Regions from separate parts of the Mus musculus genome. Here region 2 is linked to region 1. Evidence: chromatin loops called from intact Hi-C (ENCODE). Cell type or tissue: left cerebral cortex. All regions are shown on one strand. Each heading gives the region's core, and the rest is flanking DNA. Links, peaks and the distances in the headings are about the cores only. Region 1 holds the start of Zfp994 (zinc finger protein 994). Region 2 holds the start of Gm7072 (predicted gene 7072).

The links. Peaks named below come from ENCODE experiments on the same cell type or tissue, not always from the same donor. Only the 100,000 strongest peaks of a DNase experiment are listed, where the experiment ranks them.
Region 2: a loop joins it to region 1, with 4 times the contacts of the local background. A loop is called at or near these places in 20 of 42 quality-filtered maps.

Annotation. Positions count from the first base shown.
Region 1 is chr17:22,217,311-22,233,614 of GRCm38, forward strand. Zfp994 (zinc finger protein 994) reads right to left here and starts at 8,304. Exons shown (of 5, transcript NM_001205095.1): 1 at 8,229-8,304; 2 at 6,701-6,784. In left cerebral cortex, for the core only: a CTCF peak has its summit at 8,598; a DNase peak (open chromatin) is centred at 8,380; H3K4me3 peaks cover 1,351 bases; H3K27ac peaks cover 318 bases.
Region 2 is chr17:22,306,196-22,322,499 of GRCm38, forward strand. It overlaps Gm7072 (predicted gene 7072), which reads right to left and starts at 8,647. Exons shown (of 6, transcript NM_001357992.1): 1 at 8,552-8,647; 2 at 7,042-7,125; 3 at 3,310-3,402. In left cerebral cortex, for the core only: a CTCF peak has its summit at 8,937; DNase peaks (open chromatin) are centred at 8,230 and 8,714; H3K4me3 peaks cover 1,559 bases; H3K27ac peaks cover 762 bases.

The sequences.
Region 1 (16,304 bases), core at 3,859-11,858:
CAAAGCAATGCTCAGCTACTCGAAACTTTTAAAAGAGTGCCAGGCAGTGGCAGCACACGCCTTTAATCCCAGCACTTGAGAGGCAGAAGCAGACAGATTTCTGAGATCCAAGCCAGCCTGGTCTAAAGAATGAGTTCCAGGACAGCCAGGGCTATACAGAGAAACACTGTCTCCAAAAATACGAAAAACAAAAAACAAAAAACAAAAAACAAAAAACAAAAAAGGAAGGAAGGAAGAAGGAAGGAAGGAAGGAAGGAAGGAAGGAAGGAAGGAAGGAAGGAAGGAAGGAAGGGAAGAAGGAAGGAAGGAAGGAAGGAAGGAAGGAAGGAAGGAAGGAAGGAAGGAAGGAAGGAAGGAAGGAAGGAAGGAAGGGAGAGAGACAGAGAGAGAAAGAAGAAAGAAAGAAAGAAAGAAAGAAAGAAAGAAGAAAGAAAGAAAGAAAGAAAGAAAGAAAGAAAGAAAGAAAGAAAGAAAGAGAAAGAAAGAAAGAACAATCGAAACTAAAACAGTGACTCTCTGTATTAGAACTAGAGCTCAGAAGGGGACCTGGGAGAGAAGGTGGACAGTGTGGGAAGGGGAGTATGAGGGAGAGGGAAACCTGATCTGATATTGGATGAGAGAAAAGGCCTGAGGACCAGCAAAAAGAATTTAAGCAGGCAACCTCAGGAAATACAAGGTTGGGGGGATACCCCAGAATGCATCAGAGACCTGGGAGGTGAGAGACTCCCAGGACTCAAAGGGATGGACCTTAGATGAAACACCCAACAGGGAGAGGGAACTAGAGCACATGCCCAGCAGGAAAACAGGACATCAAGGGAGGGATGGAGTGGCCAACCCACAGTCACAACTCTGACCCATAACTGTTCCTGTCTGAAAGAATTACAGAAATGGAAAGGGAGAGGAGCCTGAGGAAAGAAGGTCCAGCGACAGGCCCAAAGTGGGATCCAGCTCATGGAGAAGTCCCAAAGCCTGACACTATTACTGAGGCTTCAGAATGCTCACAAAAAGGGACCTATCATGACTGTCCTCCGAAAGACCCCAACAAGCAGCTGAAAGAATCAAATGCAGATATTTGCACCCAACCAATGGACAGAAGCAGCTGACCCCTGTTGTTGAATTAGAGAAGGCAAAAAGAAGCTGAGGAGAAGAGCGATCCTGTAGAAGGACCAGCATTCTCAGTTAATCTGGACCTCTGAGATCTCTCACACACTGGACCATCAAATAGACACCATACACCAGCTGATATAAGGCCCCCAACACACACACACAGTAGAGGACTTCTGGGTCTCTGTTCATTCAGAGATGATGCACCAAACCCTCAAGAGACTGGAGGTCCCTGGGGGTTTATAGGTCAGGTGGGGTTTGGGGTGGGGGCATCCACATGGACATGGGGTGTGGTGGGAGGAGGTGTAGGATGTGGAGCAGACGGAGAGTGGATAAAGAGGAATGTGGGATGGAATATGGAATGGAAAAAAATTAAAAATAAAATTTTAATTTTAAAAAAGGTGATACTGCAACATATGACAATGACATCAGTGTTACTATATGCAGGTCTGAGGAAGGTCATACAGAAATGAATCAGAATTGAAGAGTTCCTAGAAATAAGTGAATAAATCAACCTCCTACATCATAAAACTTGAACCCGCATCAAGCAAGGGCACAGACCGAACCAGGAAGGGTTTTCTCTAATGGTGTCTGACAGATTAGCACAGAATTCTCCTTTCTTTAGACAAAGCATATCCTAAACATGAAAGCAGAATATTGCCATAAACACAAAAAAGAGGAACATTAGAAAGTCATCATACAAAGCTGGTGTTATCTAGACACACAAAGCAGGTGAGCCCAAACAAACATATGAAGAGAAAAATCTCAAACCAGTTGCCATGATTTACAGACACAGAGACTGTTCTAAATTACACTGAAATAGAAGAAAAGCTGAGTTCACACCAAAAATGCAAGACTGCTTCAATACTTACAAACTAATCAATGTCAGACACCAAATGAGTAGACTCAATGAGAGGAGAAAAGGGATTATGTCAATAGATATATGAAAGCCCTGCGCTAAACTATGGAATTAGCACAGTACAAAAGCTCTTAATAATGGGAGGACAGAAGGAATATACCTCAGAATAATAAAGACAAAGAGACACAAAGCTAAAGCAAATACTGCAAAAAAAAAAAAAAAAGGAAACTAATTATTCCATTTACAACTCAACACAGTGCCTCAATTAGTACACAATTTCAGGACTGACAAAACTTTATACAGGACAATATAGGATAGTCAAAAATCCACTGAAACTTCTTGAGGAAAAAAATTACAGCTCTGATCAGACAATTCACACTTTCTACAAATGCCTAGCACAACCTGTCCATAGCATTCCCAATCTCAAAAAACTACTATGCAGACCTGGCCAGCGGGCAGAAATATCAATGGCCATCTCCAGATTTGGATCCTGTGTGGTACAATCCCACAATATGCCCAAGAAAGCCAACCCAATGGAATAATAGGGGTATCATAGATTATTTTGTGGGTTATTATTTTGAAGGTTTTCTGGTGCAATCTGAGGCCAGCTACACAGAACAAAAAAGTGTGGCCTATACTGGAAACCAGGCCAAGAGTCAATGATATCTATAGGCCTTACAGGGAATCTACTACTGACCTTTGGAACATGTTCAAATGTTTCAGTTCACCACCATAGCCTGGTGCTGCTTCCAGTCTGGGTCAAAGACACTTTATTTAATGGGCAACAGTCATTTCAGAGCTTCAAAACTAACAAAATACCAAAAATACAGGATTACTTACTGTACAGCCTATAGCTGGAAATACTTATTACCATACATAATATTATTCTCAGTGAAATTTTCTAGAATCATTAAAGAGAAATGGGAAAATCTAATTTCATATCCACTTTCTCCTGTCACTTCAACCCACCCCTTGCTGAATTCTTCTATCATACCTGGTTCCTTGGCTATAGTTTCCTCTGTGTTCACCATCCAGGGCTCTTAGTTCTGATTAACAGGTGAGCAGATCTGACTGAGCAGTTGGAGACCTACATATAAGAAGGACATACTTCTGAAAATACCTGGAACTATTCATGGAACAAAAATGAAAGAAGCTCACATCTATCAAAATGATAATCACAAAGGAAAGAGAAAATACCAGGATAAATGTTTCTGAGAGCAAGTGAAAGACTTGTATATTAAAAACTTCAATTCTTTGAAGAAATTGAAGACAATAATAAGAAATAGAAAGATCTCCCATGCTCATGGAGCAAGAGGATTAAAATACTAAAAATAAATAAATGAATAATTAAATAAATATATAAAGAGCCACCCTACTAAAAGCAATCTTCAGATTCAAGACATTTCTCATACAAATTCCAACTCAAGTCTTATGGATTTTAAATGGGCAACTGCACTTTCAATACATAAACAAAAAATGTACAATAGCTAAAACAATTCTGAACTATAATAGAACTTCTACAGTTCTCCCAACATTTCCAATTTCAAGTTTTCTACAGCACTATAGGATCAAAACCTCGAAAATATTGGCAGAAATAGCCACAGTGATTAACGAATATGAACTGAAGACCTAGACATAAATATATTTGGCCACCTTATTCTTGATAAAAAACACAGAAATACAAACTGAAAAAATATAGCATCTTCAACAAAGATTGGTAATGGATCCATACTTATTCTTATACCCAGATCAACTCATTCATACAAAACCAAAGTATTTTTATTTCAGCTTGAACTTGGACCCTCCAACCTCTCCCATACAGCCCAAGGGTGCTAAAGCCTTGCCTTATCATCACCCTTAGAGCAGAGTAGGAGAATTTCCAACTTTACAGTTACATGATTGATTGACTTGTGAAAATTGCAGCTTGATGCAATTGTATTGGCTACTAATTATTTCGGCTAGATAAACAGTGGTTGCTAGCTTAAGGAATCTCTTTTGAGACATCTGGACCTTTTGGAACTTTGCTCCTAAGAGCTAATTGGCTATCAATAGGGAAGGAGTAGGGGATGCTATGGATGTCTCAGATCCTAGAACAAGTTGATGTTTTTTTCAATAGCTAAATTCAATCTAAGGTCAAGTTAAACATAAAATGGAGCCTAAAAGTAGCACGGGCTTTGTGCAGCTAAGCAGAGCCATTCACTTATAACCCAGCACAAACCACAAGTACAAGTGGGTCAAACACCATAATGTAAAACCAAAGACATTGAATCTGACAGAAGATAAGAGTGAGGAGGAAAAGTGAACATATTGTCAGAGAAGACATTATTTAAAAAACAAAGAAACAAAAGACAAAACACCAATAGCATAGACACTGAGATCAACAATTAATAAATGGGATCACAGGAAACTGAAAAGCTTCAATAAGACAAAGGACACCATCATTGGGACAAAGCAGAAGCCTATAGAGTAGTAAAAGATTGTACCAATTCTACTTCCAATAGAGAGCTAATATCCAAAATACAGCAAGAACTCAAGAAACTAGATGTGAAAAAAATAACCCAATAATCCAAATTAAAAATGGGTTTGAAATAAAAACAGAGGGTTCTAAATGGAGAAAACTCAAGTGGCCAAGAAACACATAAAAAATATTCATCTCACTTAGCCTTCAGGGAAATGCAAATCAAAATTACTTTGAGATTCCCGTCTTACACTTGTCAGAATTTCTAAAATCAATAAAACAAGTGACAGCTCATGGTGGAGAGGATGTGGCAATACAAACATCCTTCCATTGCTAGAGGGAGTGCAAACATGCACAGCCACCAAGGAAATCAGTGTGGCAATTCCTTAAATTGATGGGAATCAAACTACTTCAAGATCCATAGCGCTCTAGGATGTATACCCAAAGTACACTCCAACCTACCCAAGGACCCTTGCTCAAACATGCTCACTGCATCTTTATCTATAATAGGGAAAAATTGAAATCAACCTACATGACCCTCTACAGAAGAATAAATAAAGAATATATGGTATATTTACACAAAAGAGAATAACTCTGCTATTTAAGAGAAAAAGAAAAATGTGACACAATACTTCATGTCTCCAGAGCCACCAATGCCTCTAAGGCTATCACTATGCACCATTACAACGTCACTAACTTTATTAAAACAATAAAGACTACTAATTGCTAGGACCCAATGAAGTTTTTTAAGGATTTGCTGTCAGGAGGGTTGGAAACAATTATCATAGGTAAGAGGAAAAGCAAAATCAATCAACTTATAAACACAGTATATTAACAAAAGATCAAATGGTATATTTCAAAAAAACTCTATGATCAACATGAATGCATTTCACAAAAGTTTCCAAATGCATTAAACAATCATGACATGATTATAGGAAACAGATAGATGGTGATGCAGATAAGCTTCAATATCCACCATTTAGAAAGACAACAATGAACAGCACTGAAAACCAGTATTGAGTAGCACAGCTCTGGAAAACCATCCACACAACAGGAGAAGAACAATCTTCTCAAACCTCATGCAGAAGTCTCAAGTGTGGTCATGTCAGAACAAGTCAGAAAGGCCAGGTGGTGCAAGCCTTTTACCCCAGCACTGGAGAGGCTGCGGCAGTGGATGTCTCAGTTCAAGCATTGGTTTATTTTCTGAGTTTCAGAACTTCCAGGACTACCTAGATAAAGTGTTTCAAAAACAAAACAAAACAAAAAATAACAACAAATAAAAAATTCATCTACTGAAGACTGCAGAGTAGAAATGTCTTCTCCACACCTAACCCTCAAGAGACGTGAGGCCTCAGGGAGTGGGTAGGTCAAGTGGGGTGGGGATGACAGGTGGGGATGTCCTCTTGGAGACAGGGAGAGGGGGATGGCGACAGGAGTATGAAAAACAAAGAATAATAATCATAAAAGTAATTGAAAACATTTTTCTTTAAAAAATCTGGAATGTTGACATCAGTAGAAGACACAGGAACACATAAAAGACTTGTAATCTGAGGTACTGTTAGCATGTTCTCAGTCAAACGTGAAGAAATGTAAAATACCAAAATCACAGAGACATTTTTAAATATAGACAAATCATTCCAAAAATTTATAAAATGAGAAACCACAAAAAATTTTAAATATATGAGAGAAGTATCAAACCCAAGGGTGATTTCAAAGTATATTAAAATTATAGCAATGCAAATCTTGCAAAACCAACAAGAAGACAGACTACAGCAGGTATCAGTGGGAAGGTAATATAGACAGAGTTTAATACTATGCAAAGTTTCTAAACAAATCTTATCAAAATCTTGCTGGCATTATTTTAGGGAACTGAGAAATTAACCATAAAAGATAGAACAACTGAAAGGAACTACACAATGCTCCAAAACTCCATGAGCAGAAAAAAAAACTAACAGGCATCAAGTGTTCTGACTAAACAATACATTAAAATTGTAACAAAGAAAATATTTAATACTGGTAAAAAGATATGATTAGGGATGTGAATGGGAGGGGGACAATATCCCTCACATACAAACCAATTAAATTACATGTGCCTCTGTGAATTAATTCTTCCATAAAAGGTCTTCTAAAAATTACAGTGGGAATATTCTGATGTTATTCTCACTGCAATTATCTAGAAATATTTAGAATGAAATAGAATCTGGCAAAACAAATCTCATGTCCTCTTTGTACTGGGACTTGAGCCCCTCCCCATCCCTTCTTCATTCTCTCTAACATACCTGGATCCTTTGCTAGTTTCCTCTCTTCACCATCCAGGGTTCTCAGTTTCACAGGTGAGCTGAACTACCTGATGAGTGTGATACCTGCACAAGGGAAAGAGTCTTCAGAAAGCACCCAGAACTTTTCATGGAACAAAAATAAAGGATGCCTAAAAAAGGATAAACATGAAGGAGAGAGAAAATATCAGAAATAAAAATGTCTCTTTTCCTCTAAGCATGTAGGCTCAGACACATGAACAGTCATTCTCCCTTGAACTCTGAGGAAGAGCTAGGGAGACTTCAGGAAAACTATTGTCATTAACAGAAACCAGACTGCTGCACTGTCCAAAAGAGATCTCTGCCAAAAGCCCTGTCTGCAGGGTCTAGGAATTCCCATTTCTCCTACTAGAAGTCCACAGACACAGCACTGAATGATAACAAACCCTAAAGTAAAAAACAACAGCTTGGCCACCTATGTGAGGGCAAAGTGCTTTCCTTCAACCAAAGAGACAATTTTCTGATACAGGGAAGTGATCATAATTATTCAAAAGATGTTTTCTAAAACTTTATTTTAATCTATAGTCTGGTTTAAGAGACTGCAATATTGGGCTTGCCTGGACCCAAGGAGTAACATAAGAACTCAGCATATGAAGACATATTTCTGAATGTTTTACTTACATCCTAAACTGCATACAATTCTGATTAAAAAGTTCATGGCCACTAAAAAGTCTGCTTAGTAAATATTAGTGTTTACACCCATAACAGTAGGGCTCGATAAACTATATTTTTGGTTCAATAAATGGGCACTGTTTCCTCATATAATATTATATGCAAAGCTCTCTGTGGATGCCTATTAACCGGGCCAAAGGCATTCTCTTGAACAAGCAATTAGTAAAACAAGGCAAGAAAGCAAGAACAAATTTACTTTCCACTATCTTTGTAATTGTCATATTAGGAAATAGATAATGCAACCGCTCTATAACAAGTTTTTTTTTCTTCGTGTTTTTATTGGTTTTTTTTTTTTTTTTTTTTTTTTTTTTTTTTTTACATTTCAAATATTATCCCCTTTCCAAGTTTCTCCTCCACAAACCCACTATCCCCCTGCCTCTATGAGTGTGCTCCCCCACCTACCCACTCACTTCTACCTCAGCGCCCTAGCATTCCCCTACCCTGGGTCATTGAGCCTCTACAGGACCAAGGGGCTCCCCCTCCCAGTGATGACCAATAAGGCCATTTCCTGCTAAGTGTGCAGCTGGAGCCATGGGTCCCTGCATGTCTACTCTTTGGTTGGTGGTTTAGTCCCAGGGAGCTTAGGTTGGGGCGGGGAGGGTGTTCTGGTTTACCAGTGATTTTATGACTGAATATTCCAGTAATTGTAAAATACATTTTTAAAGAATCACGATAAATCCCAGGTCACAGGATCTGAAACTTCCGGTCAGTGGTAAGAAACCAATGACAGAACTGTGAGAGCGGCGTCCTTAAGAGCAGCTGAGGAAAACACCCCGCTGCTCCGCTCCCTCCCGTTTCCCAGCCCCGCAGCGCCTCTAACCTGGGACCTTTCGGGGCCGCCGGGCTGCTGTGCCAACAGTTGCACTGCCGACTGCCGCCTCCCCAGGCCCTCCGCCACGGAAATGCTTCTGAGGAGACTTTTCCGGGTCCAGAGACAGCTAGGACGCAGAAACCGAAAGGTAGAAAGTTGATTGGTGGAAGTTCCTGTCACTCCGGCCTGGATCTTAGGAGCTGTTCTCCTAGACCCGCCCAATAAACCATACTTAGGGTCACGTGGTTCCCCCAAACACTTTGTGAGCAAGCGCTTTCTCAACCTTAATTTTTAATACTTTTTTTCCTGTCTGGTCAATGTCCTGGTCTTGCCTTTATCCCTGCCCCGGGGATTCCATTCCCTCCCACTCAGTCATTGGCTTCCTGCCTCACAGCTCCACCTGTGGACCTGCTCTGCACAACCTCCCTGCTGCTTGCTGACAGACTAGGAAAAACTGGTTCTGTATGATGCTGCACTCTGACATCTGAGAGGTAGTTCTGAAACCCTCAGATAATAAATAGGCAGCCCAACTTCTTAGCTTGGGACGCTAGCCTCCTCGGCTACAATCGCACAGCAAAATATAACCTAGGCGTTAAATTCCTTTTCTTTTTTTTTTTAAAGTATAGAATAGAGTTTATTTAGGGCATGCGGATGGGAGTTAAGAGAGTAGTAGAGGCAGAGAAAGACAGAAGGAGAGAGTAGGTAAGTGGAGGCTGGCCATGCCCTCCTGGAAAGAGGGTGGAAAGGAATGGAGGGCAGGGAGAGGCACTAGGGAGGTAGAGGCAAGGGAGACAAGAGTTTAAGAGATAAATTCCAATTTCTTATGTTGCACCCCAACACACAATACTAAAAATGACTCACAAAGTTTGGCTTCCTTCCAAACCATGTATCAAAGCATACATGAAGTATAAGAGGGACCACTGAGATGAAAATGTGGATAAAGACAGATGGGACAGAGAATGATGGGAGGGTGCTCTGCAAGCTCTCTGGGGAGCTCCAGGGACAAAGGTCACTCTGTAGAAACAAAAGCTGTATAACAGGGTAGTGGAAAGCACTGATAAAGTTAAACTCCAAGATATTTGTCATGGCCACAATAGCAAAGAAAATAGATAATGCAAATAGTTTGCACAAATATTTTCCTATAAATTGTCTGACAATCATAACATGAATGAAAACACCAGCGTCAGCCCCAGTTCCTGTAAGCAAAAATACAGTGATAGTACAACAGAATTTTGATAGCCAGGAAAAATAAAATGCCTTCTGATCTGAGTTTATACTACTTAAAATTCCATGCAGATGGGATTCATGGATTCGGGATCAGAATGGTAAGGAAAATGGACATGGTAATACTTGAATTCTCACGGGAAAGGGCATTCATTTTATCACTCTGGTCTGTAGCTCAGAATCTGGTACTTGGGTAAGGAATGCATTGAATATATAGATTTCTGTTGGTAGGATGGCCAATTTTACTATGTGAAGCCTCCTCATCCACAAGCATGGGAGATCTTTCCACAGTCTAGTATATTCTTTAATTTCTGTCTTCAAAAACTTGAACCTTTTATCATAGAAGTCTTACAATTGTTTGCAATGTGTTGTGGAAAACATATAATCTCAACTGTTGTTTCTACCCAGGTTTTGATCATTCACTTCCAAGGTAAAAGACATACACAATCTTCATAATATGCCTTTATCAGTGCTAGAACTAGGAATGTATATATCATCTGTGCTATTACTGTGTCTATTTCCCAACTATTAATCCCACTATATTTTGCCATGTTTCATCAGGGCTGCTTTGAACTCCAATTGGCCAGTCAACATGGCCATTGTTCTAAGACTCTTAGCCCATGGTGGCTTCCTCTACTTCCACCTTCTTTCTCCCCAGGGTTCTTCTCTGACACACCTCCCCACCAAGTCTCTTTCTCTTCTGCCCATCTCTTAGCTGTAGGCATCTTTATTCACCAATCAGTGATCACTTTGGGGGCAAGGATGAAGTGTATCACTTGAGTACCTGCAGAATCTCTGATCCCTAGGAGGCAACCAGGCCTTGGGCCACTATTTAGCATTACAATATGAGCAAAACACAGAGCCTCAACAGCATAGAGTTAACATCAACATACTTTATATATTTTTGAGGCTACTGTGAAAGGTGTTGTTTTCCTGATTTTTTTCTTTATTCAGTTTGTCATTTGTATAATGGAAGGCTATTGATTTTTGTGCATTAATTTTGTATTTAACTACTTTGAGGAAGGTGTTTATGAGTTATAGGAGTTTCTTGGTGGAAATTCTTGGGTCACTTATGTATACTATCATATCAATTATAAATAGGGTATTTTTAATTCTTTCTTTGCCATCCAAATTGTGTCTTATTAATCTCCTTCAGCTGTCATACTGCTCTAGCTAAGACTTCAAGTACTATGTTAAATAGAGATTTTACTGGAATTGTTTGAGTTTCTTTTCATTTAATTTGATCTTGGTTCTAAGGTTGGTGTAATCTGCCTTTATTATGTTCAGTTAAGTCTCCTGAATCTTTTATATTTACAGGACATTTATGGAGAAGGGGTGTTCTATTTTGGCAAAGGCCATTTCTGCATGTTAAGAGATGAACATGCCTTTTTTTCTTCGGTTCTTTTTTCAGTATGGTGGACTATTTTTATTGATTCTTGTATTTTAAACTATCCCTTCATCTCTCAGACACAGTCAGCTTGACTGTGTTTAGTGATACTTTTTATTTATTCTTGTCAGTATATTATGAGTATTTTTGCATGTATATTTATAAGGTTCTGGAATTCTCTTTAGCACTTTTTGTGGATTGGTATCTGCATAACTGAAGCCTCATAAAATAAATTGTGGGATGTTCCTTCTGTTTATGTCTGGTGGAATAATTTGACGAATATTAATTTTAGAAATCATTTGAAAGATGCAGAATTCTGTGCAAACATCATTGGCCCTGAATTTTCATGGTTGGAAAACTTTATTTTATTTTATTTTTTATTAGGTATTTATTTCATTTACACTTCTAATGCTATCCCAAAGTCCCCTACACGCTCCCCCAACAACTCCCCCACCCACCCATTCCTATTTCTTGTCACTGGTGTTCCCCTGTACTGAGGCAGATAAAATTTGCACGACCAATGGGCCTCTCTTTCCACTGATGTCCTACTAGTCTATCTTCTGATACATGTGCAGCTAGAGACACGAGCTCTGGGGAGTACTTGGTAGTTCATATTGTTGTTCCACCTATAGTGTTACAGATCCCTTTAGCTCCTTGGTTACTTTCTCTAGCTCCTCCATTGGAGGCCCTGTGATCCATCCAATAGCTGACTATGAGTATCCACTTCTGTGTTTGCTAGTCCCCGGCATAGTCTCAAAAGAGACAGCTATATCTGGGTCCTTTCAGCAAAATCTTGCTAGTGTATGCAGTGGTGTCAGCATTTGGAAGCTGATTATTGGATAGATTCCCGGATTTGGCAGTCTCTAGATGGTCCACCCTATTATCTCAGCTCCAAACTGTGTCTCTGTAACTCCTTCCATGGTTGGAAGACTTTTAATGACTGCTTTTATTTCACTATAGGTTAAACAACTGTCATGGTAATAATCACTTGCTTCTTGTTAGTTCCTTGTTATACTGCTGTGCCAAAATACTTGCATGTAATTAAAATGGTATAAAAAGTGGAATGGAAATAATAATTTGCCTTCAGTCTCAGAATTAACTGGGGTCATGCTACAATGTAGTCTAACTGTCTTTTTTCCTTTCAATCCTCACTCCCGCACTGGAGAACCTGTTGACTGACTGAGCTGCTTGGTCAGAACAGTATAAAGTGAAAGTGACTATTGACTTAAGAAGAAAAGGCAAGTAATGAAAAGGAGATATTAGACCTTCTAGCTTTTCTCTGGCTAGTAAAGTAACTGGTCACCATACATTGTCCTGGACATCAACAGAACTGACCCCTGAGGCCATCTATATCTGTAAAGTAGGCCTGGTAGTGAAAGAGGCATCCAAACAGCCTGTCCCACATTTGCTGGTGACCCTCCCAGACATAGTCTTCCCTGAAAAATCCAACCTACTCTAAAGAAGTTGACCAGGCTACTCAACTCTTACCTAAAACCCACACAAAGGATGGATGGCAACGTACAACAGCTGAAGAAAGATTCTAGCAAAATCTTTGGATAGAACTTTGGCTCAAGCTCTCCATGCTAGCATACAATGAGAATCAATAAGTTGAAAGAATTAGTATGTACAAAGTTCTTCACTCTAGGACTAACTAGAATAAAGCCAAGGAATTTCAGGAAATTATTACTAGATGTAATTTTTATCAGATGACAAGTCCAACTCCCAAAACAACATACGCTAGAAGAGAAATGGGGAACTTTACTAGGCATCTACTGGGAAATAGACTTCTGAGGTAAATCCAGGGAAATTTGGTTACAAATATCTTTTAGTGTTTATAGATATCTTCTCAGGATGGACTGAGGCATTGCCAACCAGGAAGGAAACTGCTCAAACTGTAATTAAAAAAAAAAACTCATTGAGGATATAATTGATTTTGAACTCCTACAACCTTGGGTTCTGACAGTGGACCAGCCTTTATCACTCAGGTTAGTCAAAGTTTGACAACAACAACAACAACAACAACAAAATTGGTGGTAAATTGGAAGCTTCACTGCATATTCTACTGCCAAAGGTCAGATGAGGTAGAAAGGATGAGTTGGACCTTTAACTAAATTAATCTCAGAATCTGATAATGACTGGGTTTCTTTCCTTCCCTTCACTCTCCTCACAGTTAGCAACACTCCTAATGTAGATGGAATAACTCTTCATAAGGTAATATTTGGGAGCCCCTCTTCTATCCTCCCTCAAGTCAATGCATATTTTCTATCTTGTGAGGAGCCGCCCACACAGTCGCCATTACAAGATGGCGCTGACATCCGTTGCTCATAGTAAAATGTGCGCAGGCATCAGGGTATCGTTCCATTACCTGAGCCCTGCCTTTCTCGTGGCGTTAACTGACTGATAGTGGGCAGCCAATCCCAGTGGTGCACATCTCTAACCATTTTTTCGCAGCCTATAAAAGGGAAGGGTTTTCTGCTCTCTGGGTCTCCTCTCCTGAAGCTGATCATCTATCTCTCGAGATGTATTAAAGCTGTACTGCAGAAGGATCCGAGTGGCCTGAGTGCGTTTTGCTGGCGAGACGGTAGCTTGGGTCATCTGGTTGCCGGAATCCCGGGAATTAACATCGCCGGCGTTGGGGAGAACCCCGGAGACGGGGCGGATTCAGAACTGCAGGGAAAATGTGAGTTCGGAGAGATATATCTGATCGTGAACCTCTTATCCCTTTTGATTTTGGTTTTCACCCTCAGACGGGGCGGTAGAAGAGCTAGTCTTGGTTGCTGTCCATTGAGGCTGGTGCTGAAATTTGTTATCCATCGAGGCTGGTGCTGAAAATTGCTATCCATCGAGGCTGGTGCTAAAATTTTCTGTCCATCGAGGCTGGTGCTAAAATTTTCTGTCCATTGAGGCTGGTGCTAAAAAATTCTTATTTTGTCCATCGAGGCTGGTGTTGGAATTTGAGGTGTGGTCAGTCCGACATAGATAAGTGGCAGCACCGAGGTATCTTGTAAGCTTCCCGTAGATAAGGGAGCGGAGCACCGTGTTTACTTTCGGCTTTGCTTAAGGAGTACCATAAGTCGGGCGTAGATCAGCCGCAGGTACTCATTCTATCATGGGCTCTTCACAGTCAGTGATCACTGCATTACAGGCAGTGCTAAAGCAACGCGATCTGCAGGTCACCTCCCGTACGCTGCAGAATTTTGTTAAGGAGGTGGATCGCGTTGCTCCCTGGTATGCCTGTTCGGGGTCTCTAACTGTAGCCTCATGGAATAAGCTAGGAAGGGACCTTGACCGTAAGCATGAAGAGGGAGACTTATGCCTAGGCACCAAGGCAATTTGGAAGCTGATAAAAAACTGTCTAGAGGATGAAACCTGCCGACCCGCCATTGTGGAGGGACAGGGAACACTAGAAGAGGTTCAGGACGGTATGTCAGAAACCGAATGGAGCGAGAGAATAAGAGCTCAAAAAAAGACATGTCTAAGAAAAAAAGGACCTCCCCAGGATTCAGAAGGAAGGGGAGAGAAAAAGAAGGGCAGTGAAACTGAGCCCTCTACTAAGAAAAAGCCTTATACTAATTTTTATGCTATCCATGACTTGAAGGCCTTAGAGATTGATAGTTCAGGATCCGAAGATCTAGACCCCAGTGAGGAGGCTAAATTAGAGGAGGAGGCAGCAAAATATAAAGAACAAAGATATAACCCTGACCGATGGTTGCGATCAAGAAGTAACAAAAAGGGTAGCATATCAGCTACTGTGCCCACAGCGCCACCACTTTATGAATTGCAGGATAGTGCTAACTCTTTTTTTCCTCAGGAAGAGTTAAAAAAGATACAGATGGCATTTCCAGTCTTTGATACTGGGGAGGCGGGGCGTATGCATGCCCCAGTGGACTATAAACAACTTAAAGAACTTGCTGAATCTGTCCGTAACTATGGGGTCAGTGCCAATTTTACTCTGGTTCAGGTTGAGAGATTCGCTAATATGGCCATGACCCCGTCAGATTGACAAATGATAGCAAAGGCTACACTCCCTAATATGGGACAATATATGGAATGGAACGCTCTATGGTATGATGCGGCCCAAAATCAGGCCAGGGTCAATACCACAGCAGTTGATGACAACCAAAGACAATGGATCTTTGAATTGTTGACCGGCCAAGGGCAGTATGCCACCAGTCAAATTAACTATCCTTGGGGGACATACGCCCAGATAGGGGCAGCTGCGGTCAAGGCTTGGAAGGCACTTACAAGAAAAGGGGAGGCTGGGGGTCACCTTACAAAGATCGTTCAGGGCCCCCAGGAAGCATTCTCTGATTTTGTGGCAAGAATGACTGAGGCTGCAGCCTGGATCTTTGGCGACCCCGAGCAAGCCATGCCTCTAATTGAACAGCTCATTTATGAGCAAGCCACCCAAGAGTGCAGGGCGACCATCACGCCAAGAAAGAAAACGGGGGTACAAGACTGGCTTAAGATATGTAGGGAGCTAGAAGGCCCTCTCACCAATGCGGGACTAGCCACGGCTATATTGCAATCTCAGAGGCGCCCTAATTTCAACAAACAAAAGGCGTGTTTCAATTGTGGGAAAGCTGGACATTTGAAAAGAGATTGCCCTGTACTTGAACGTGCAAGAGGAGCTGTTCTCTGCTCCCGCTGCAGAAAGGGCTCTCACAAGGCTAGTGAATGCTGCTCTGTCAGAGATATAAAAGGCAGACTCCTGCCCCCAATAGGTGAAGTTAATCCCTCACAGTCAAAAAACGGGGTGCTGGGCCCCCGATCCCAGGGCCCTCACAAATATGGGAGCCGTTTTGTCAGAAGCCAGAGCAGGACAGAGGAGATAACACCCGACGAGTTACAGGAGTGGACTTGTGCGCCACCTCCAGTTTTTTACTCATGCCCCAAATGAATGTGCAACCAATCCCTGTTAAGTCTCCTGGACCCTTACCCCCTCGGACTATGGGTCTCATTGTTGGGCGAGGATCTCTCACTTTACAAGGCCTTGTGGTTCATCCTGGAGTAGTGGACCACCAACACCTGCAAGACATTCAAGTCCTTTGCTCCTGCCCCCAAGGTATTTTTTCCATTAGCCCAGGAGATAGAATTGCACAATTAATATTCTTGCCCAGCCTTGATAAGGATGAAGATAACATAAAATAATTGAGAGGTATGGGTTCTTCTGGCCCCGATTCAGCCTATCTAGTTATGCCTTTGAATGCCAGGCCTACTCTACATCTTTTTATTAATGACAAAGATTTTGAGGGATTATGGACACTGGGGCAGATAAGAGTATCATTTCATCTTACTGGTGGCCCAAGAGCTGGCCTATTACAAAATCTTCTCATTCTTTACAAGGCCTGAGTTATCAATCCTGCCCAGCGATTACTTCATCCACCCTGACATGGCAAACCTCAGAAGGACAGAGGGGCCTATTTACTCCATATGTGCTCCCGCTGCCGATAAACCTATGGGGCAGAGATGTG
Region 2 (16,304 bases), core at 4,644-12,643, 90 kb after region 1:
AAATGATTCTCCAACTGTGCTATAGTGTATAAATACTGAAAATGCTCTGCAGGATCTTGGAATCAGGAGATGACACATAGACCATGGAGGGGTACTATTGATTTGCTTGCTTTACATGGTTTGTATCACTACATCACCTGAGCTGTCTCCACTGCTCACAGCACCATATCTAGTGTGCTCACATCACTCCTGTATCTACATGGTAGATCATAACCATGCACAATGTAATCTGATGCCCTCTTCTGGCAGGCACGTGTGCACGTGTACACGAAGAGAGAGTGGTCATAAAGATAAAATAAATAAACCTTTTTTAAAATGTAAAAATGCAAGTAGAATTTAAAGACATATTTCGAGGGTTATATAGAAATTAATAAAATTGACTGAAAGATAATACAATCATATAGTTCAACATGACAGACATGTCTCTCTGCAGAGATTAGGTACTGACAAAGCAATGCTCAGCTACTCGAAACTTTTAAAAGAGTGCCAGGCAGTGGCAGCACACGCCTTTAATCCCAGCACTTGAGAGGCAGTAGCAGACAGATTTCTGTGATCCAAGCCAGCCTGGTCTACAGAGTAAGTTACAGGACAGCCATGGCTATACAGAGAAATCCTGTCTCCAAAAATACGAAAAACAAAAAACAAAAAAAACAAAACAAGAAAGGAAGTAAGGAAGGAAGGGAGGGAGGGAGGGAGGGAGGGAGAGAGAGAGAGAGAGAGAGAGAGAGAGAGAGAAAGACAGAAAGAAAGAAAGAAAGAAACAAAGAAAGAAAGAAAGAAAGAAACAAAGAAAGAAACAAAGAAACAAAGAAACAAAGAAACAAAGGAAGGAAGGAAGGAAGGAAGAAACTAAAACAGTGACTCTCTCTATTAGAACTAGAGCTAAGATAGGGACCTAGGAGAGAAGGTGGACAGTGTGGGAAGGGGAGTGTGAGGGAGAGGGAAACCTGATCTGATATTGGATGAGAGAAAAGGCCTGAAGACTGAGGACCAGCAAAAAGAATGTAAAAAGGCAACCTCAGGAAATACAAGGTTAGGGGGCCACCCCAGAATGCACCAGAGACCTGGGAGGTGAGAGACACCCAGGACTCAAAGGAATGGACCTTAGATGAAAAACCCAACAGTAGGCAGACGGAACTAGAGCACACCCCCACCAGGAAAACAGGACATCAAGGGAGGGATGGAGTGGCCAACCCACAGTCACAACTCTGACCCATAATTGTTCCTGTCTGAAAGAATTACAGAAATGGAAAGGGAGAGGAGCCTGAGGAAAGAAGGTCCAGCGACAGGCCCAAAGTGGGATCCAGCTCATGGAGAAGTCCCAAAGCCTGACACTATTACTGAGGCTTCAGAATGCTCACAAAAAGGGACCTATCATGACTGTCCTCCGAAAGACCCAAGAAGCAGCTGAAAGAATTAAATGCAGACGTTTGCACCTAACCAATGGACAGAAGCAGCTGACCCCTGTTGTTGAATTAGAGAAGGCTAAAAGAGGAGGAGAAGGGCAATCTTGTAGAAGGACCAGCAGTCTCAATCTGGACGTCTGAGATCTCTCAAACACTGGACCACCAAAGAGACAGCATACACCAGCTGATATAAGGCCCCCAACACACATACAGTAGAGGACTACTGGGTTTCTGTTCATTCAGAGATGATGCACCAAACCCTCAAGAGACTGGAGGTCCCAGGGGGTTTAGAGGTCAGGTGGGGTTTGGGGTGGGGGCATCCACATGGAGATGGGGTGTGGTGGGAGGAGGTGTAGGATGTGGAGCAGACGGAGGGTGGATAAGGAGGAATGGGGGATGGAATATGGAATGTAAAAAATTAAAAATAAAATTTTAATTTTAAAAAAGGGGACACTGCACAATATGACAATGACATCAGTGTTACTATATGCAGGGCTGAGGAAGGTCATACACAAGTGAATCAGAATTGAAGAGTTCCTAGAAATAAGTGAATAAATCAACCTCCTACATCATAAAACTTGAACCCGCATCAAACAAGTGCACAGACCGAACCAGGAAGGGTTTTCTCTAATGGTGTCTGACAGATTAGCACAGAATTCTCCTTTCTTTAGACAAAGCATATCCTAAACACGAAAGCAGAATATTGCCATAAACACAAAAAAGAGGAACATTAGAAAGTCATCATACAAAGCTGGTGTTATCTAGACACACAAAGCAGGTGAGCCCAAACAAACATATGAAGAGAAAAATCTCAAACCAGTTGCCATGATTTACAGACACAGAGACTGTTCTAAATTACACTGAAATAGAAGGAAAGCTGAGTTCACACCAAAAATGCAAGACTGCTTCAATACTTACAAACTAATCAATGTCCGACACCAAATGAGTAGACTCAATGAGAGGAGAAAAGGGACTATGTCAATAGATATATGAAAGCCCTGCGCTAAACTACGGCATTAGCACAGTAAAAAAGCTCTTAATAATGTGAGGGCAGAAGGAACATACCTCAGAATAATAAAGACAAAGAAACACAAAGCTAAAGCAAATACTGCAAAAAAAAAAAAAAAAGGAAACTAATTATTCCCTTTACAACTCAACACAGTGCCTCAATTAGTACACAATTTCAAGACTGAGAAAACTTTAAACAGGACAATATAGGTTAGTCAAAAATCCAGTGAAACTTCTTGAGGAAAAAAAATACAGCTCAGATCAGACAATTCACACTTTCTACAAATGCCTAGTACACCCTGTCCATAGCATTCCCAATCTCAAAAATCTACTATGCAGACCTGGCCAGCGGGCAGAAATATCAATGGCCATCTCCAGATTTGGATCCTGTGTGGTACAATCCCACAATATGCCCAAGAAAGCCAACCCAATGGAATAATAGGGATATCATAGATTATTTTGTGGGTTATTATTTTGAAGGTTTTCTGGTGCAATCTGAGGCCAGCTACACAGAACAAAAAAGTGTGGCCTATACTGGAAACCAGGCCAAGAGTCAATGACATCTATGGGCCTTACAAGGGAATCTACTACTGACCTTTGGAACATGTTCAAATGTTTCAGTTCACCACCATAGCCTGGTGCTGCTTCCAGTCTGGGTCAAAGACACTTTATTTAATGGGCAACAGTCATTTCAGAGCTTCAAAACTAACAAAATACCAAAAATACAGGATTACTTACTTACAGCCTATAGCTGGAAATACTTATTACCATACATAATATTATTCTCAGTGAAATTTTCTAGAATCATTAATTAAAGAGAAATGGGAAAATCTAATTTCATATCCACTTTCTCCTGTCACTTCAACTAACCCCCTGCTGAATTCTTCTAACATACCTGGTTCCTTGGCTATAGTTTCCTCTGTGTTCACCATCCAGGGCTCTTAGTTCTGATTAACAGGTGAGCAGATCTGACTGAGCAGTTAGAGACCTACAAATAAGAAGGACATACTTCTGAAAATACCTGGAACTTTTCATGGAACAAAAATGAAAGAAGCTCACTTCTGTCAAAATGATACACACAAAGGAAAGAGAAAAATACCAGGATAAATACTTCTGAGAGCAAGTGAAAGACTTGTATAATAAAAACTTCAATTCTTTGAAGAAATTGAAGACAATAATAAGAGATAGAAAGATCTCCCATGCTCATGGAGCAAGAGGATTAAAATACTAAAAATAAATAAATGAATAATAAATAAATGAATAATGAGCCACCCTACTAAAAGCAATCTTCAGATTCAAGACATTTCTTATACAAATTCCAACACAAGTCTTTATGGATTTCAAATGGGCAACTGCACTTTCAATACATAAACAAAAAATGTACAATGGCTAAAACAATCCTGAACAATAATAGAACTTCTACAGTTCTCTCAACATTTCCAATTTCAACCTTTCTACAGCACTATAGGATCAAAACCTCGAAAATATTGGCAGAAATAGCCACAGCGATTAATGAATATGAATTGAAGACCTAGACATAAATATATTTGGCCACCTTATTCTTGATAAAAAACACAGAAATACAAACTGAAAAAAATATAGCATCTTCAACAAAGATTGGTAATGGATCCATACTTATTATTATACCCAGATCTTGAGGTCCTCAGAGATCACCAGAGACAGCCAGGAATCCAACTCACTCATACAAAGCCAATATAATTTTATTTCAGCTTGAACTTGGACCCTCCAACCTCTCCCATGCAGCAAAAGGGTGCTAAAGCCTTGCCTTATCATCACCCTTAGGGCAGAGTAGGAGAATTTCCAACTTTACAGTTACATGATTGATTGACTTGTGAAAATTGCAGCTTGATGCATTTGTATTGGCTACTAATTATTTCGGCTAGATAAACAGTGGTTGCTAGCTTAAGCAATCTCTTTTGAGACATCTGGACATTTTGGTACTTTTCTCCTAAGAGCTAATTGGCTATCAATAGGGATGGAATAGGGGATGCTATGGATGTCTCAGATCCTAGAAGAACTTGAAGTTTTTTTCAGTAGCTAAGTTCAATCTAAGGGCAAGTTAAACATAAAATGGAGCCTAAAACTAGCACGGGCTTTGTGCAGCTAAGCAGAGCCATTCACTTATAACCCAGCACAAACCACAAGTACAAGTGGGTCAAACACCATAATGTAAAACCAAACACATTGAATCTGACAGAAGATAGAGTGGGGAAGAAAAGTGAACATATTGTCAGAGAAGACAGTATTTAAAAAACAAAAAAATCAAAACAAACGAAAAAAGACAAAACACCAATAGCATAGGCACTGAAATCAACAATTAATAAATGGGATCACAGGAAACTGAAAAGCTTCAATAAGACAAAGGACACCATCATTGGGACAAAGCAGAAGCCTATAGAGTAGTAAAAGATTGTACCAATTCTACTTCCAATAGAGAGCTAATATCCAAAATACAGCAAGAACTCAAGAAACTAGATGTGAAAAGAATCCCAATAATCCAAATTAAAAATGGGTTACAAATCTAAACAGAGGATTCTAAATGGAGAAAACTCAAGTGGCCAAGAAACACATAAAAAATATTCATCTCACTCAGCCTTCAGAGAAATGCAAATCAAAATTACTTTGAGATTCCCGTCTTACACTTGTCAGAATTTCTAAAATCAATAAAACAAGTGACAGCTCATGGTGGAGAGGATGTGGCAATACAAACATCCTTCCATTGCTAGAGGGAGTGCAAACATGCACAGCCACCAAGGAAATCAGTGTGGCAATTCCTTAAATTGATGGGAATCAAACTACTTCAAGATCCACCCATAGCGCTCTAGGATGTATACCCAAAGTACACTCCAACCTACCCAAGGAACCTTGCTCAAACATGCTCACTGCATCTTTATCTATAATAGCCAGAAATTGAAATCAATCTACATGACCCTCTACAGAAGAATAAATAAAGAACACATGATACATTTACTCAAAGGAGAATTACTCTGCTATTTAAAAGAAAAAGAAAAATGTGCCACCAATGCCTCTGAGGCTATCACTATGCACCATTACAACGTCACTAACTTTATTAAAAAAATAAAGACTACTAATTGCTAGGACGCAACGAAGTTTTTTAAGGATTTGCTGTCAGGAGGGTTGGAAACAATTATCGTAGGTAAGAAGAAAAGCAAAATCAATCAACTTATAAAAAAAGTATAATAACAAAAGATCAAATGGTATATTTCCAAAAAACTCTATGATCAACATGAATGCATTTCACAAAAGTTTCCAAATGCATTAAACAATCATGACATGATTATAGGAAACAGATAGATGGTGATGCAGATAAGCTTCAGTATCTACCATTTAGAAAGACAACCATGAACAGCACTGAAAACCAGTAATGAGTAACACACCTCTGGAAAACCATCCACAGGACAGGAGAAGAACAATCTTCTCAAACCTCATGCAGAAGTCTCAAGTGTGGTCATGTCAGAACAAGTCAGAAAGGCCAGGTGGTGCAAGCCTTTTACCCCAGCACTGGAGAGGCTAGGGCAGCGGAGGTCTCAGTTCAAGCACTGGCTTATTTTCTAAATTCCAGAACTTCCAGGACTACCTAGACAAAGTGTCTCAAAAAAACAAAAATAACAACAAATAAAAAATTCATCTACTGAAGACTGCAGAGTAGAAATGTCTTCTCCACACCTAACCCTCAAGAGACGTGAGGCCTCAGGGAGTGGGTAGGTCAAGTGGGGTGGGGATGACAGGTGGGGATGTCCTCTTGGAGACAGGGAGAGGGGGATGGCGATAGGACTGTGAAAAACAAGGAATAATAATAATAAAAAATAATTGAAAACATTTTTCTTTAAAAAATATGGAATGTTGACATCAGTAGAAGACACAGGAACACATAAAAGACTTGTAATCTGAGTTACTGTTAGCAACTTGTCAGTCAAATATGAAGAAATATAAAATACCAAAATCACAGAGACATTTTTAAATATAGAGAAATCATTACAAAAATTTATAAAATGAGAAACCACAAAAATTTTTAAATATATGAGAGAAGTATCAAACCCAAGGGTGATTTCAAAGTATATTAAAATTATAGCAATGCAAATCTTGCAAAACCAACAAGAAGACAGACTACAGCAGGTATCAGTGAGAAGTTACTAAACAAATCTTATCAAAATCTTGCTGGCATTATTTTAGGGAACTGAGAAATTAACCATAAAAGATAGAACAACTGAAAGGAACTACACAATGCTCCAAAACTCCATGAGCAGAAAAAAACTAACAGGCATCAAGTGTTCTGACTAAACAATACATTAAAATTGTAACAAAGAAAATATTTAATACTGGTAAAAAGATATGATTAGGGATGTGAATGGGAGGGGGACAATATCCCTCACATACAAACCAATTAAATTACATGTGCCTCTGTGAATTAATTCTTCCATAAAAGGTCTTCTAAAAATTACAGTGGGAATATTCTGATGTTATTCTCACTGCAATTATCTAGAAATATTTAGAATGAAATAGAATCTGGCAAAACAAATCTCATGTCCTCTTTGTACTGGGACTTGAGCCCCTCCCCATCCCTTCTTCATTCTCTCTAACATACCTGGATCCTTTGCTAGTTTCCTCTCTTCACCATCCAGGGTTCTCAGTTTCACAGGTGAGCTGAACTACCTGATGAGTGTGATACCTGCACAAGGGAAAGAGTCTTCAGAAAGCACCCAGAACTTTTCATGGAACAAAAATAAAGGATGCCTAAAAAAGGATAAACATGAAGGAGAGAGAAAATATCAGAAATAAAAATGTCTCTTTTCCTCTAAGCATGTAGGGTCAGACACATGCACAGTCATTCTCCCTTGAACTCTGAGGAAGAGCTAGGGAGACTCCAGGAAAACTATTGTCACTAACAGAAACCAGACTGCTGCACTGTCCAAAAGAGATCTCTGCCAAAAGCCCTGTCTGCAGGGTCTAGGAATTCCCATTTCTCCTACAAGAAGTCCACTGACACAGCACTGAATGATAACAAACCCTTAAGTAAAAAACAACAGCTTGGCCACCTATGTGAGGGCAGAGTGCTTTCCGTCGACCAAAGAGACAATTTTCTGACACAGGGGAGTGATCATAATTATTCAAAAGATGTTTTCTAAAACTTTATTTTAATCTATAGTCTGGTCTAAGAGACTGCAGTATTGGGCTTGCCTGGACCCAAGGAGTAACATAAGCACTCAGCATATGAAGACATATTTCTGAATGTTTTACTTACATCCTAAACTGCATACAACTCTGATTAAAAAGTTCATGGCCACTAAAACGTCTGCTTAGTAAATATTAGTGTTTACACCCACGACAGTAGGGCTCGATAAAGTATATTTTTTGGTTCAATAAATTGGCACTGGTTCCTCATATAATATTATATACAAAGCTCTCTGGGGATGCCTATTAACCGGGCCAAAGGCATTCTCTTCAATAAGCAATTAGTAAAACAAGGCAAGAAAGCAAGAACAAATTTACTTTCCACTATCTTTGTAATTGGCATATTAGGAAATACATAATGCAACCGCTCTATAACAAGTTTTTTTTTCCTTCGTGTTTTTATTGTTTTTTTTTTTTTTTTTACATTTCAAATATTATCCCCTTTCCAAGTTTCTCCTCCACAAACCCACTATCCCCCTGCCTCTATGAGTGTGCTTCCCCACCTACCCACCCACTTCTACCTCAGCGCCCTAGCATTCCCCTACCCTGGGTCATTGAGCCTGCACAGGACCAAGGGGCTCCCCTCCAGTGATGACCAATAAGGCCATTTCCTGCTAAGTGTGCAGCTGGAGCCATGGGTCCCTGCATGTCTACTCTTTGGTTGGTGGTTTAGTCCCAGGGAGCTTAGGTTGGGGCGGGGAGGGTGTTCTGGTTTACCAGTGATTTTATGACTGAATATTCCACTAATTGTAAAATACATTTTTAAAGAATCACGATAAATCCCAGGTCACAGGATCTGAAACTTCCGGTCAGTGGTAAGAAACCAATGACAGAACTGTGAGAGCGGCGTCCTTAAGAGCAGCTGCGTAAAACACCCCGCTGCTCCGCTCCCTCCCGTTTCCCAGCCCCGCAGCTCCTCTAACCTGGGACCTTTCGGGGCCGCCGGGCTGCTGTGCCGACAGTTGCGCTGCCGACTGCCGCCTCTCCCAGGCCCTCTGCCACGGAAATGCTTCTGAGGAGACTTTTCCGGGTCCAGAAACAGCTAGGACGCAGAAACCGAAAGGTAGAAAGTTGATTGGTGGAAGTCCCTGTCATTCCGGCCTGGATCTTAGGAGCTGTTCTCCTAGACCCGCCCACTAAACCATACTTAGGGTCACGTGGTTCCCCCAAACACTTTGTGAGCAAGCGCTTTCTCAACCTTAATTTTTAATATTTTTTTCCTGTTCTGGTCAAGGTCCTGCTCTTGCCGTTATCCCTGCCCCGGGGATTCCATTCCCTCCCGCTCAGTCATCAGCTTCCTGCCACACAGCTCCACCTGCGGACCTGCTCTGCACAACCTCCCTGCTGCTTGCTGACAGACTAGGAAAAACTGGTTCCATAGGAAGCTGAACTCTGACATCTGAGAGTGAGTTCTGAAACCCTCAGATAATAGAGAGGCAGCCTAACTTCTTACCTTTGGACACTAGCCTCCTAGGCTACAATCGCACAGCAAAATATAACCTAGACGCTAAATTCCTTTTTTTTTTTTTTTTTAAGTATAGAATAGAGTTTATTTAGGGCATGGGGATGGGAGTTAAGAGAGTAGTAGAGGCAGAGAAAGACAGAAGGAGAGAGTAGGTAAGTGGAGGCTGGCCATGCCCTCCTGGAGAGAGGGTGGAAAGGAATGGAGGGCAGGGGGAGGCACAAGGGAGGAAGAGGCAAGGGAGACAAGAGTTTAAGAGATAAATTCCAATTTCTATGTTGCACCCCAACACACAATACTAAAAATGACTCACAAAGTTTGACTTCCTTCCAAACCATGTATCAAAGCATACATGAAGTATAAGAGGGACCACTGAGATGAAAATGTGGATAAAAACGGATGGGACAGAGAATGATGGGAGGGTGCTCTGCAAGCTCTCTGGGGAGCTCCAGGGACAAAGGTCACTCTGTAGAAACAAAAGCTGTACAACAGTGCAGTGGAAAGCACTGATAAAGTTAAACTCCAAGATATTTGTCATGGCCACAATAGCAAAGAAATTAGATAATGCAAATAGTTTGCACAAATATTTTCCTATAAATAGTCTGACAATCATAACATGAATGAAAACATCAGCATCAGCCCCAGTTCATGTAAGCAAACATACAGTGATAGTACAACAGAATTTTGATAGCCAGGAAAAATAAAATGCCTTCTGATCTGAGTTTATACTACTTAAAATTCCATGCAGATGGGATTCATGGATTCGGGATCAGAATGGTAAGGAAAATGGACATGGTAATACTTGAATTCTCACGGGAAAGGGCATTCATTTTATCACTCTGGTCTGTAGCTCAGAACCTGGTATTTGGGTAAGGAATGCATTGAATATATAGATTTCTTTTGGTAGGATGGCCAATTTTACTATGTGAATCCTCCTCATCCACAAGCTTGGGAGATCTTTCCACAGTCCAGTATATTCTTTAATTTCTGTCTTCAAAAACTTGAATCTTTTATCATAGAAGTCTTACAATTGTTTGAAATGTGTTGTGGAAAACATATAATCTCAACTGTTGTTTCTACCCAGGTTTTGATTATTCAATTCCAAGGTAAAAGACATACACAATCTTCATAATATGCCTTTATCAGTGCTAGAACTAGGAATGTATATATCATCTTTGCTACTACTGTGTCTATTTCCCAACTATTAATCCCACTATATTTTGCCATGTTTCATCAGGGCTGCTTTGAACTCCAATTGGCCAGTCAACATGGCCATTATTCTAAGACTCTTAGCCCATGGTGGCTTCCTCTACTTCCACCTTCTTTCTCCCCAGGGTTCTTCTCTAACACACCTCCCCACCAAGCCTCTTTCTCTTCTGCCCATCTCTTAGCTGTAGGCATCTTTATTCACCAATCAGTGATAACTTTGGGGGTAAGGATAAAGTGCATCACTTGAGTACCTGCAGAATCTCTGATCCCTAGGAGGCAACCAGGCCTTGGGCCACTATCTAGCATTACAATATGAGCAAAACACAGAACCTCAACAGCATAGAGTTAACACCAACATACTTAATATTTTTTGAGGCTACTGTGAAAGGTGTTGTTTTCCTGATTTTTTCCTTTATTCAGTTTGTCATTTGTATAATGGAAGGCTATTGATTTTTGTGCATTAATTTTCTATTTTGCTACTTTGGGGAAGGTGTTTATGAGTTATAGGAGTTTCTTGGTGGAAATTCTTGGGTCACTTATGTATACTATCATATCAATTATAAATAGGGTATTTTTAATTCTTTCTTTGCCATCCAAATTGTGTCTTATTAATCTCCTTCAGCTGTCATACAGCTCTAGCTAAGACTTCAAGTACTATGTTAAATAGAGATTTTACTGGAATTGTTTGAGTTTCTATTCATTTAATTTGATCTTGGTTTTAAGGTTGCTGTAATCTGCCTTTATTATGTTCAGTTATGTCTCCTGAATCTTTTATATTTACAGGACATTTATGGAGAAGGGGTGTTCTATTTTGACGAAGGCCATTTCTGCATGTTATGAGATGAACATACCTTTTTTTCTTCGGTTCTTTTTTTCAGTATGGTGGATTATTTTTATTGATTCTTGTATTTTAAACTATCCCTTCATCTTTCAGACACAGTAAGCTTGACTGTGTTTACTGATACTTTTTATTTATTCTTGTAAGTGTATTATGAGTATTTTTGCATGTATATTCATAAGGTTCTGGAATTCTCTTTAGCACTTTTTGTGGATTGGTATCTGCATAACTGAAGCCTCACAAAATAAATTGTGGGATGTTCCTTCTGTTTATGTCTGGTGGAATATTTTGAGGAATATTAATTTTAACTATCATTTGAAAGATGCAGAATTCTGTGCAAACATCATTGGCCCTGAATTTTCATGGTTGGAAAACTTTTTTTATTTTATTTTTTATTAGGTGTTTATTTCATTTACATTTCTAATGCTATCCCAAAAGTCCCCTACACGCTCCCCCCACAACTCCCCCACCTACCCATTCCCACTTCTTGCCCCTGGCGTTCCCCTGTACTGAGGCAGATAAAGTTTGCATGACCAATGGGCCTCTCTTTCCACTGATGGCCTACTAGGCTATTTTCTGATACATATGGAGCTAGAGACAAGAGCTCTGGGGAGTACTTCTTAGTTCATATTGTTGTTCCACCTATAGGGTTGCAGATCCCTTTAACTCCTTGTGTACTTTCTCTAGCTTCTCCATTGGGGGCCCTGTGATCCATCCAATAGCTGACTGTGATCATCCACTTCTGTGTTTGCTAGGCCCCGGCATAATCTCACAAGAGACAGCTATATCTGGGTCCTTTCAGCAAAATCTTGCTAGTGTATGCAATGGTGTCAGCGTTTGGAAGCTGATTACTGGATGGATCCCCAGATATGGCAGTCTCGAGATGGTCCACCCTTTTGTCTCAGCCCCAAACTGTGTCTCTGTAACTCCTTCCATGGTTGGAAGACTTTTAATGACTGCTTTTATCTCACTATAGGTTAAACAACTGTCATGGTAGTAATAATGTGCTTCTTGTTAGTTCCTTGTTATACTGTTGGCCCAAAATACTTGCATGTAATTAAAATGGTATAAAAAATGGATTGGAAAATACAAATTTGCCTTCAGTCTCAGAATTGACTGGGGTCATGCTACAATGTTGTCTAACTGTCTTTTTTCCTTTTAATCCTCACTCCCACACTGGCGAACCTGTTGACTGAGTGAGCGGGCTTGGTCAGAGCAGTATAAAGTGAAAGTGACTATTGACTTAAGAAGAAAAGGCAATTAATGAACAGGAGATATTAGACCTCCTAGCTTTTCTCTGGCTAGTAAAATAACTGGTCACCATACATTGTCCTGGACATCAACAGAACTGAACCCTAAGGCCATCTATATCTGTAAAGTAGGCCTGGTAGTGAAAGAGGCATCTGAAAAGCCTGTCCCACATTTGCTGGTGACCCTCCCAGACATAGTCTTCCCTGAAAAATCCAAACTACTCTAAAGAAGTTTACCAGGCTACTCAACTCTTACCTAATACCCACACAAAGGATAGATGGCAACGTACAACAGCTGAAGAAAGATTCTAGCAAAATCTTTGGATAGAACTTTGGCTCAAGCTCTCCATACTATCACACAATGAGAATCAATAAGTTGAAAGAATTAGTATGTATGAAGTTCTTCATTCTAGGACTAACTAGAATAAAGCCAAGGAATTGCAGGACATTATTACTAGATGTAATTTTTATCAGATGACAAGTCCAACTGCCAAAACAACATATGCTAGAAGAGAAATGGGGAACTTCACTAGGCATCTACTGGGAAATAGACTTCTGAGGTAAATCCAGGGAAATTTGGTTACAAATATCTTTTAGTGTTTATAGATATCTTCTCAGGATGGAGTGAGGCATTCCCAAACAAGAAGGAAACTGCTCAAACTGTAACTAAAAAAACTCATTGAGAATATAATTGATTTTGAACTCCTACAACCTTGGGTTCTGACAGTGGACCAGCCTTTATCACTCAGGTTAGTCAAAGTTTGACAACAACAACAACAACAACAACAACAACAAAATTGGTGGTAAATTGGAAGCTTCACTGCATATTCTACTGCCAAAGGTCAGGTGAGGTAGAAAGGATGAGTTGGATCTTTAACTAAATTAATCTCAGAATCTGACAATGACTGGATTTCTTTCCTTCCCTTCACTCTCCTCACAGTTAGCAACACTCCTAATGTAGATGGAATAACTCTTCATGAGATTATGTTTGGGAGCCCCTCTTCTATCCTCCCTCAAGTCAATACATATTTTCTATCTCATATTTCTAATCATGATATCCTTAAACCAATCCTGGCACTCCAGAGGAACCAGACTGGCCTGCATGCATATCTATGTTTGAAACCTACATGAACTAGGCTCACCAATCACTCCTCATCTGTTCTGCCTGGAGATTTAGTCCTGGTTAAGAGACACCATAAAGAAACCCTGGCTTCTCACTGGAAGGGAACTTACACTGTGATCCTGATGACACCCACAGTAGTCAAGGTCTATGGGATCCATACTTGGGTCTGAAGTCTGCTCCTCAGAAATATCAGGACGTAAGCCAATGATAGGCTGTCCAGTCTCACCCACAGGACCTGCTGAAGTTAAGGATAATAGATAAGAGGGAATGTCAAATTCCAAAACAATGATGGATATCACAGACAGACTGAGGGGGCCCTCTAAAGATAATTGCTCCAATTGTTCTGGACACACATGAAGACCAAGCTATACATCTGCTACATATATGTGGGGAGGCCTTGGTCCAACCCATGTATGTTCTTTGGTTGGTTGATCAGTCTCTGAGAGCCCCAAGAGTCTAGGTTAGTTGACTCTTTTGGTCATCCTGTGGAATTCTATCTCCTTTGGTACCTGCAATACTCCCTCCTATTTTTCCTTAAGTGTCCCCAAGCTCCATCAACTATTTGGCTGTAGGAGACTGCATCTGTCTGAGTCAGAGGCTGGCTATACTCACTCAGAGCAGAGAACAGCCATGCTAGCTTCCTGTCTACAAGCATAACAGAGTATCATTAATAGTGTCAGGGATTCAGGGATTGGTGCTTGTCCATAGAATACGTCTCAAGTTGGGTTAGTTTTTTGGGTTTTTTTTTTTTTTTGATTGGTCATTGCCTCAGTCCCTGCTGCTTTCTCTGTCACTGCATTTCTTATAAACAGGGTAAATTTGGGGTTAAATGATTGTGGGCAAGTTGGTGTCCCTATTGCTCTATTGGGGTTTCTGCCTGGATACAGAAGGGAGTCTCTTCAGGTTCCCTATGCCCAATGTTGTGAGTCACAGCTAAATACAACCCTATTGATTCTTGGGTGCCTCCTTTATCCCAGGACTCTGTCTCATCCTGTAGAGACCTCTTACCTCTCCATGCCTGTCAGTTGCAGGTTTCCATTCATTCTCATGTCCATCTGGGCATTCCTCCTGTGCCTCCCCACACCTGATCCTGAATGCCCCCACATCCCCCTCCACATTTCATTTTCCACACAGTTCCCTCCCTCCCACTAATGCTTATGACTCTTTTATTTCCCCTTGTAAATCAGATTCAAGTATCCTTGAATGTGCCTTCCTTCTTGTTTAGCTTATTTGTTTCTATGGAGTGTACCATGGCTATCCTGTATTTTTTTGTTTAATATACACGTACAAGTGAGTACAAAACATGTATGTGCTTTGATGCTGGTTTACTTCTCTCAGGATTATATTCTCAAGTTCTATCCATTTGCCTGAAAATTCAAGATGTCTTCATTTTACAATAGCTGAGTAGTTTTCCGTTGTGTAAATGTACATGTACCACATTTTCATCATCCATGCTTCAGTTGAGAGACATCTAGTCCATTTTCAGTTTTTGCCCATTATGAATAAATCTTCTATGAACATAGTTAAGCAAGTATCTTTGTGAGATGTTGGAACATCTTTTTGATATATGCCCAGGAGTGGTATAGCTGGATCTTGAGGTAGAACTATTTTCAGTTTTCTGAAAATTTTTCTTATCTCATTGTACTAAGGTGAGGTCTACATGAATCAAAGAACTCCACATAAAACAAGAGACACTGAAACTTATAGAGGAAAAAGTGGGGAAAAGCATGGAAGATATGGGGACAGGGGAAAAATTCCTGAAGAGAACACCTATGGCTTGTGCTGTAAGATCGTCAATCAACTAATGGGACCTCATAAAATAGCAAAGCTTCTGTAAGGCAAAAGACACTGTCATAAGACAAAAAGGCCACCAACAGATTGGGAAAGGATTTTTACCTATCCTAAATCCGATAGGGGACTAATTTCCAAAAGATACAAAGAACTCAAGAAGCTGGACTCAAGAAAATCAAATAATCCCATTTAAAAATTGGGCGCGAGCAGAGTCTTGCCCAACACCCGCAAGGGCCCACACAGGACTCCCCACGGGATGCTAAGACCTCTGGTGAGTGGAACACAGCGCCTGCCCCAATCCAATCGCACGGAACCTGAGACTGCGGTACATAGGGAAGCAGGCTACCCGGGCCTGATCTGGGGCACAAGCCCCTGCCACTCCACTCGAGCCCCTTGCCAGCTGAGTCGCCTGACACCCGCAAGGGCCCACACAGGATTCCACACGGGATCCTAAGACCTCTAGTGAGTGGAACACAACTTCTGCCAGGAGTCTGGTTCGAACATCAGATATCTGGGTACCTGCCCTGCAAGAAGAGAGCTTGCCTGCAGAGAATACTCTGCCCACTGAAACTAAGGAGAGTGCTACCCTCCAGGTCTGCTTATAGAGGCTAACAGAGTCACCTGAAGAACAAGCTCTTAACAGTGACAACTAAAACAGCTAGCTTCAGAGATTACCAGATGGCGAAAGGCAAACATAAGAATCCTACTAACAGAAATCAAGACCACTCACCATCATCAGAACGCAGCACTCCCACCCCACCTAGTCCTGGGCACCCCAACACAACCGAAAATCTAGACACAGATTTAAAAACATTTCTCATGATGATGATAGAGGACATCAAGAAGGACTTTCATAAGTAACTTAAAGAATTACAGGAGAGCACTGCTAAAGAGTTACAGGCCCTTAAAGAAAAGCAGGAAAACACAGCCAAACAGGTAGAAATCATTAAAGAAAAACAGGAAAACACATCCAAACAGGTGATGGAAATGAACAAAACCATAC